Regions from separate parts of the Homo sapiens genome. Here regions 1 and 2 are each linked to region 3. Evidence: chromatin loops called from intact Hi-C (ENCODE). Cell type or tissue: heart right ventricle. All regions are shown on one strand.

The links. A loop is a pair of places that touch in the nucleus more often than their neighbours do. Peaks named below come from ENCODE experiments on the same cell type or tissue, not always from the same donor. Only the 100,000 strongest peaks of a DNase experiment are listed, where the experiment ranks them.
Region 1: it touches region 3 in a loop (2.3-fold over the local background); 13 of 110 quality-filtered maps call a loop at or near these places.
Region 2: a loop joins it to region 3, with 7 times the contacts of the local background. A loop is called at or near these places in 104 of 110 quality-filtered maps.

Annotation. Positions count from the first base shown.
Region 1 is chr21:38,992,332-38,994,831 of GRCh38, forward strand. LINC02940 (long intergenic non-protein coding RNA 2940) reads right to left here. Exons shown (of 7, transcript XR_007067867.1): 4 at 414-2,500. Among named protein-coding and RNA genes, the nearest start is that of LINC01700, 16 kb to the left of the region's middle. In heart right ventricle, no CTCF peak of the experiment used is centred here; DNase peaks (open chromatin) are centred at 475 and 1,419; H3K27ac peaks cover 2,500 bases.
Region 2 is chr21:39,124,602-39,127,101 of GRCh38, forward strand. No RefSeq gene overlaps it. Among named protein-coding and RNA genes, the nearest start is that of LINC02943, 41 kb to the left of the region's middle. RefSeq lists a silencer at 1,422-1,481. In heart right ventricle, a CTCF peak has its summit at 1,556 (motif pointing left); a DNase peak (open chromatin) is centred at 1,520; H3K27ac peaks cover 753 bases.
Region 3 is chr21:38,732,556-38,735,055 of GRCh38, forward strand. No RefSeq gene overlaps it. Among named protein-coding and RNA genes, the nearest start is that of LINC00114, 40 kb to the right of the region's middle. In heart right ventricle, CTCF peaks have their summits at 1,521 (motif pointing right) and 1,723; a DNase peak (open chromatin) is centred at 1,546; H3K4me3 peaks cover 893 bases; H3K27ac peaks cover 1,003 bases.

The DNA of each region.
Region 1 (2,500 bases), 260 kb after region 3:
AAGGGAACAACCCTAGGGGTTCTCTGCAGGTTGCAAGCCCTCTGGCCCCCCAGTGGCCAGGGGTCTTCAAATCCCATAACCCCCACCCATGGTATTCTGCCCCTAAGGATGTCCACGGATGAGAAGATTGGCCTTCCAAGATTCTCCATCAACCCCTCAGCGAGGCTTCAGCAGCACTGAGCCCAGCAGAGACTTCTGTAGCACCCGAAAGCCTCCTTCTGTCTTGGGAGCCTCATCTGATCTGCTGTATCATGCGTCCCTGCCCTCTCCTCTCTGGGGCCTCTTTCCTTCCATCATCAGGGGAACTTGCTCCCCTGAAAGGAGAGGGCCAAGATGGGAACATTGTGCTATGTCAGCAGCCAGACACACAGCCCGCTGAGCTCCAAACAAAAGAAGTCCCAGGACCCAGGCACCTTTGTCAAAAGACAGCCAATGTAGCCTCTGTTCCAGGAAGGCTCCAGCCTGTGGCCTGTGGGGGTGAAGACAAGCTCCTGCACAATCTGGCCCATTGGATATAAAACATCTATTTGACTTCGGAGAGGGGAAAATATATCACATTGCTAAGATGTCCTTGGTTGCAGTGAATAGCCCAGGGAGAGGTGGAACAATTCATTCCAGAGACCAGCATGAGTGAGGAAGTTGACAAGGACAACGTGGGGCTTTCCAAACAAAAGAAGGAAGAGGCCAAGATAAGGATTTGGTACATTTGGCCAACAAATGGAGGAAATAATCATTTCCAAACCATTCTTGAATGTGCATTTCATCCATATTTATAAGAATGCAAGCCTGCACACGCTTTCCACCCTGTGTCACCCCATCATGGGCAGGGACTTGGTTTACAGACTTTTATATTTGCAGATGGCATCTCTCGTGCACATACATTTTGCGTATACTTTGACATAAATAAACCCGGTTTGGTTTTAAGAAATTTTAAACAAGTGATGTAAAAATATTGAAATAAGATGCTAAGGTTTATTTGGAGTTCTCCTAGGATGCTGAAGAGGTGGAAAGAATAATTTCCAGAATGAAATAATTCCTCAAACATGTTAGACATTATATCAACTCTAGCACAATGCTATGTATGCAGCAAGAGGGTGATAGTATCTGTGATTGGCTGAATTAATTAATCAATCTTAGGCATTCAACAAATATTTATTAAACAGTTAAATGAATGGAGGCAAGGGATAGGATTGGTGCATTTAAGTTCACATGTTAACAAACCCCCATAATAAGCTTCAGCAGTTGTACAATTTGTTGTTGGCATCCTAAGTTCTGAAATGCAATATATTCTACATTTTCTCCCCCTTATTTCCTCTCCCAAAGTTTCTAAAAAATGAAACAAAACATCCGTGTGCATGAGTGATCCCTGGCAACCTGCCATAGTCCACATTCCTTCTCTCTGAGACTCTCTCTGATATTCAGTTCTTGGCCTCCACTTGTCCCCAGATCATGTCCAGACGGCTGCAGGCTCCAAATGCCCAGAAGTCAGCTAATCCCAGGATCGGCAACAAACCTTGGCTCTGGGCAGACCTCTTACCTTTTCAAGAGCTTTTTCATTGGGTCTTTGATTTTATTTCACCAACTCTGTGAGTCAGGACAGGCATGTTCTCGTATTCTCACTCTCTTTCATACAGACACATACATGCACAAACATGAACACTTACCCCACATGCTCATGCTCACCTCATCCAAGGAACCCAAGGCCCTGGCGTCCAGAGAATGAGAGCTCCCGGGGCTAGCTGCTGAGGGTCAAGGCCGAAACCAGCTCAAGATTTCCTTCCCCCACCAGTGCCGTCCCTGTCCCCATGCAGGGCAATGGTCCACCCATTCCCAAGAAAAGGCCTCCAACTCCCTTCGTCCAGTTCCCTGCCCCTGGGCCTGTCCTCATTCTCGCTCTGCTGAAGTTGACACAGGCCTCGCTCCTGTGCAGGGGTGGGACGCGGTGGGGGAGCTACATTTAGACAAGGAAAGGGCCCCCAGGCTTCTGAGTGCGCGTACACACAGACAGGCCTCTGGGACATATTCTGGATGGCTCTGGGCAGATGGCTGTGTTTCCTCTTTTTTCCAGAAAAAAATTCCAGACGACGCAATGATCACAAATGCCAATATCCTAGTAATTGATAGGACTGGATCACACTATGTGAAAAGAAAAGGCGCCCCACAGGCTTTATATACATGTGCGCCGTGCACGCTCTCTCTGTCTCTAGCTCTGTCTCTGTGGACCTGTGTCAATGCTCTGTTGGTCTCTGTCTCTCTTTGTGTGCTTCTGTCTCTCTCTGTGTGCCTCTGTCTCTCTCTGTAGCTCTGTCTCTCTCTGCCTGTGTTCCCCTATGTCTCTGTCTGTCTCTGTCTCTCTCTGTAGCTCTGTCTCTCTCTGCCTGTGTTCCCCTATGTCTCTGTCTCTCTGTCTCTGTCTCTCTCTGCCTGTGTTCCCCTATGTCTCTGTCTCTCTGTCTCTGTCTCTCTCTGTCTCTGTCTCTCTGTGTGTCTCTCTGTCTCC
Region 2 (2,500 bases), 390 kb after region 3:
TTTTAAGAAAATAGAACCAACGTGTTTCCAGCAAATTGAACACACATGGACATTTTTTAATGAACTCCAGTCAGCCCATCTGTCAAAACTGAAGATGCTGGAGAAACCTAAGACTCCTCTAAAGTTACAGCCAAAAAGATGTGATATACCTCCAAGAACTGCACAAGGGATGCTGCTAGCAACACTTCAGTGTTGTGGTCAACAAAGAAGTGGAGTAGAGGAGGAGTTTCTCTCTTGCCCTTCCCTGCGAAGATCGCTTTCCCCAGCATCGTTCCCAAAAATAGCAGCCGAGCTTTTAAAACACACACACTCCAGATCTGTGCTCCTGGGAGAGCTTGTTCAACTCACATCCTGCATGTACACAGAGCTCTAAATAGAGACTCCTAACTCTATAAAGGAATTCCTTTTAAGGAATCCACCCAAATCTGTTAATAACCAATCGTAGAATAAACACCAAAGGATCAAGTGTGTGTGTGTGTGTGTGTGTTTGCACGTGTGCACGCATGCACATCAGTGCATCTAAGTGTGTATGGGGGTGAGGGACCTTCTCCTTCCAGAACCTCCCTCCTCCCACTTGTCCTGCCACTGCTACTGCCTACTCTGTAGCATAAGGGCCTGCAGACCAACAGGAGCCCAGGCAGCAAATATCACTCCTGAGGGCCCAGATAAGACGCTGTCACTCACCACATACCAAAGAAAATGATATATATATAATATACATAATATATTCAAATATATACAAATTTGTATTTGATATGTATACATTAATTTTATATAGTGATTATAGAGATAGATGATATGTTATATATATTCTGTTTCACTGTGCTTACACTATTTTCACTGTAGAAAAGGGACAAATAGAGGCTGCGGCAGGACGGAAGGGTCACTTGCTTTTACACTGTGTAACTTTTTGTGGCTTTGAATTTTGTACTTGAAAAAATTAATTTGTGTGTGTGTGTCCTGCAGGTAAACTGTTGTCTTCTAAAAAATTTCTGCTTGACTTCCTAATCTCCAGCAGGGACCAAAACTTTTTCAGGAGCTCAGCAAGCCCTCCCCTCCCCACCCATCCCCAACACACATGTACTCACACACATGCATGTCACACACCCACACAACACACATGTACTCACACACATGCATGTCACACACACACCCACGCAACACACATGTACTCACACACATGCATGCCATACACCCACACAGCACACATGTATTCACACATGTATGCCACACACCCACACAGCACACATGTACTCACACACATGCATGCCACACACCCACACAGCACAAATGTATGAACACACATAGGCCATACACACCAGACACACACACCACACTGACACACACACACACACACACACATGCATTTGTCAGGAAAGAGCCTTTCACCACCCGCTGAGACCCCTCCCGCAGCATTTCTGAGCCCAGGTGCAGGGCAGGGCTCAGCTGGCCAACCAGGCCAGCATCAGGTCACAATGAACTCGCAGCATGGATAGGAAAGGCCCAAGTCCTCTAAGCCTCAGAATTCAGTGCCACCTAGAGGCTCCTCTGTTGCATGATTTCTCAATTCTGAGTGAAAAGACAGGCCCAGCCACTGGCCTCATGAAACAGGAGGTGGTCCCATGAGCCTGTAATGTCCAAAGAAGGCACTCATATTTCTTATGAGGACTTGAGAGATTGGGGCTGCCTGTCCGAGCTGCTGGCCAGGTCCCCAAGACCTGGAAGTGCTCAGTATCCCCTCGCAATTTTGCCACTCTACTCAGAGTGCAAACTGGTCAATCACTTCTGGAAACTATCTGGCAATATCTATTTGAGTTGAGCATGTGCAGCCCCTCGGCACAGCAGTCACACTCCTGATCTATACCCAACATATATGTGCATATAAAACTCCTGCCCACCCCAGCTCACTGAAATAAGGCCCCTGAAAATCCCAGCCCCTCAGCTGGGCCATTCCCCCTTGCAGGGAAAGGGCTGGAGGAAGCTGGGAGCTCATGTTGCTCCCAGGCCCAGCAGCATCGCAAGTGTGGATGGCTCCCTCCATCCTGCCCCCTCTCGGTCCCCACCCTCTGAAGCAGCGGTTCTTAGCCAGGGATGATTTTGTCCCCTGGGGACATTTGGCAATATCTGGAGACATTTTTGCTTGGCATACCCGGGGAAGAGGATGTACTGGCAGCTGGTGGGTAGAGGCCAGGGGTTCTGTGCAGCATCCTACGGTGCATTGGGCAGCCCCACGTGAAGGAGCATCCGGCTCCAAACGGCAATAGCAATGAAGCCAAGATATTGTGCCTTAAGTTCTCAATGGCGGAAGAGTGGGTGTAAATTATTACTTATTTTAAATAATTGGGCATTTCAGCTAAAGATTTAGAATTAAAAAATTCTATTACAGGAGAATTCAGTTCTAAGGCAGATGCATTTATCTTGCATTTTAAAAGAACAAAGCTGCCTAATGAAAACGGCAGAGTGAGACCATGCACTTCCTGGGCTTTAGATGCATCTTTTT
Region 3 (2,500 bases):
GGCAGGAAAAGGGAGCCAGTTCCTTGGGCATAGGGCTGCCCCCTAGGCAGAAAGATAAAGATCCACGCCCTATTCACCCCACCTCTGCCCAGTCCAAGGGAAGCCATCATCAACCTTCCACCATCTCCTTGGCAAACTCCAATTTTTTAACCCACACACCCAATATCTATTAAAATATTGATTTGTTTTGTAAATAATATACAAGTGTTCAAATAATTTTTATGTGTCCTATAAAAATAAAAGTACTGAAATTTGAGATAAAAATAGGTATGAAGAGAAATCCTAATATTTTCTTTCAGCACCCCCAGGAGACTGCTTACAGAGGTATTTGCTCGCACACATACACACACTCCTTGAGGTGTGCACACTCTTCTCAGAACCTTTCCATCCAGCGTGTTCTGGAGCCTGGGTCTGTAGCATCAGTGCTCTGCGTCGACCACTGGGGAGTGGGGAGGGGTGGGCACCCATCAAACAAGCACTTTAGGCACACTTCACCCATCCTGTCCACCATGGACAGAATGCTAGAGGAAAAAAATTTTCTCATGTTTTTTGCCTGTATCTGCTTTTGTATTTTTACATTACCAAAGCCCATCCTACTCAGCCTTTAGAATTCTAAAGAATACAATTTATGTAATGTATAGCTGAGGGTATAGGATGGCGCTCAGTTCAGTATCTTTGTGTTTCCTTTTCCCTTTCTTAAAAACAGGGCTTTGCTGTGTCACCGAGGCTGGAGGGCAGTGGCGTGATCATGGTTCACTGCAACCTCGAATTTCTGGGCTCTAGCCATCCTCCCTCCTCAGCCTCCTGAGTAGCTGGAACTACAGGTGCATGCCATCAGACTCAGTTATTTTTAAAATTATATTTGTAGAGACAGGGTCTTGCTCAGGGTGATCTCAAACTCCTGGGCTCAAGCCATCCTCCTACCTCAGTCTCCTAAAGTGCTGGAATTACAGGAGTGAGCCACCATGCCCAGCCTCAGTATATTTTTTTGTTTTGTTTTGTTTTGTTTTGTTTTGTTTTGTTTTGTTTTGAGACGCAGTCTCGCTCTGTCGCCCAGGCTGGAATGCAGTGGCACAATCTCGGCTCACTGCAACCTCCACCTCCCGGGTTCAAGCGATTATCCTGCGTCAGCCTCGCGAGTAGCTGGGATTACAGGCGCACGCCACCAAACCCGGCTAATTTTTGTATTTTTAGTAGAGACGGGGTTTCACCATGTTGGCCAGGATGGTCTCGAACTCCTGACCTCGTGATCCGCCCGCCTTGGCCTCCCAAAGTGCTGGGATTACAGGTGTGAGCCACTGTGCCGGGCCAGCCTCAGTATTTTTAAACCCAAATTATTGCCAGAGAAATTGGTATATTTATTCAGATGAAAAATACTTGCATTAGTAAGCGAAAATATCTGTCATCGTCACTTTACAGAAAATGGAAAAGGATGAGGATTGCACAAAAACTAGAAATTCCATCCCGGGTGTTTTTCCTCCTCAGCAACGGGCACAGGTCGTTCCAGTTTTGGCCAGGCGGTGGCGCTCGAGGCAAACGGTGTCATGAAACGGTCACTGGATGCACTGACCCTGAAGATGCTCTCAAAGCACGAGTCCGTTCATCAGAGAGTGGACTTGACACCCATCAGAAACATTCCCGGAGTGCGTTGGTGTGAAGGTGCGAGGAGAGTCGGGGAAGCATCCCGAAGCCCTGCTAGGCGAATGGGTACTGCTGAGATTACAGGGTCAGCACAAAGCAGAATACAGGACCCGAAAATAACAGCTGCACCGGAAGAATACTTGACCACTGTTTAAGAAGGAATTTGACGAAGAGCAGTCACCGAGTGCAGCCCTGGGCCGGCTAAAGGAAAAGAAAAAAAATCACTCAACTGCCGCTCGGCGGCGGGAATGCCAGGCGGGTCAGAGAAGGGAAACAGGGTGCTTTGCAGCCGCGGTGCAGGCGCAGGGCAACCCCCTGCCCAGCACTGAAGTCTAGAGCAGGCTCTGCGGGTAAATAGGAGAAAATCCTAGTGAGCCTTATTGTGATTCAACATTTAGAATTTTCCCCCAGTTCTGACCTTGAGATTTAATAAAAGGCGTTTTCAAGTTACACTGGTTCTCTTTTCATATGGAAATGAATTTGGGGTGATTGTTTTCACTGGTGTCTTATTACTTTACGAAATTATGAGCACCCCTTTGCAAGGAAAAATACCTTCTGTCCTTTGGATTGCTGGTTAAATACGGGTAATTTTCATTCCTATTTAAATCAACTTGAAAAAACAAAAGGAGGCCACGTAGGCAAAAGTTCGTTTTGAGGAAGGAAGTTCTCCTAAAAGCTAGGGTAAGTAGATTTTGCTTCAATCTGCATATTTTTCAAGGAAAGACTTTTAAAACGAAATGTTTCTAAAACCTGAAATTTTAAAGGCAAATACATAGTCTTTTTAATAAAGCAAAGCATATTCTGCATTCCCACCTTTTACGAGAATAAAATAAAATATCTAGAGACAAATACATTTGGA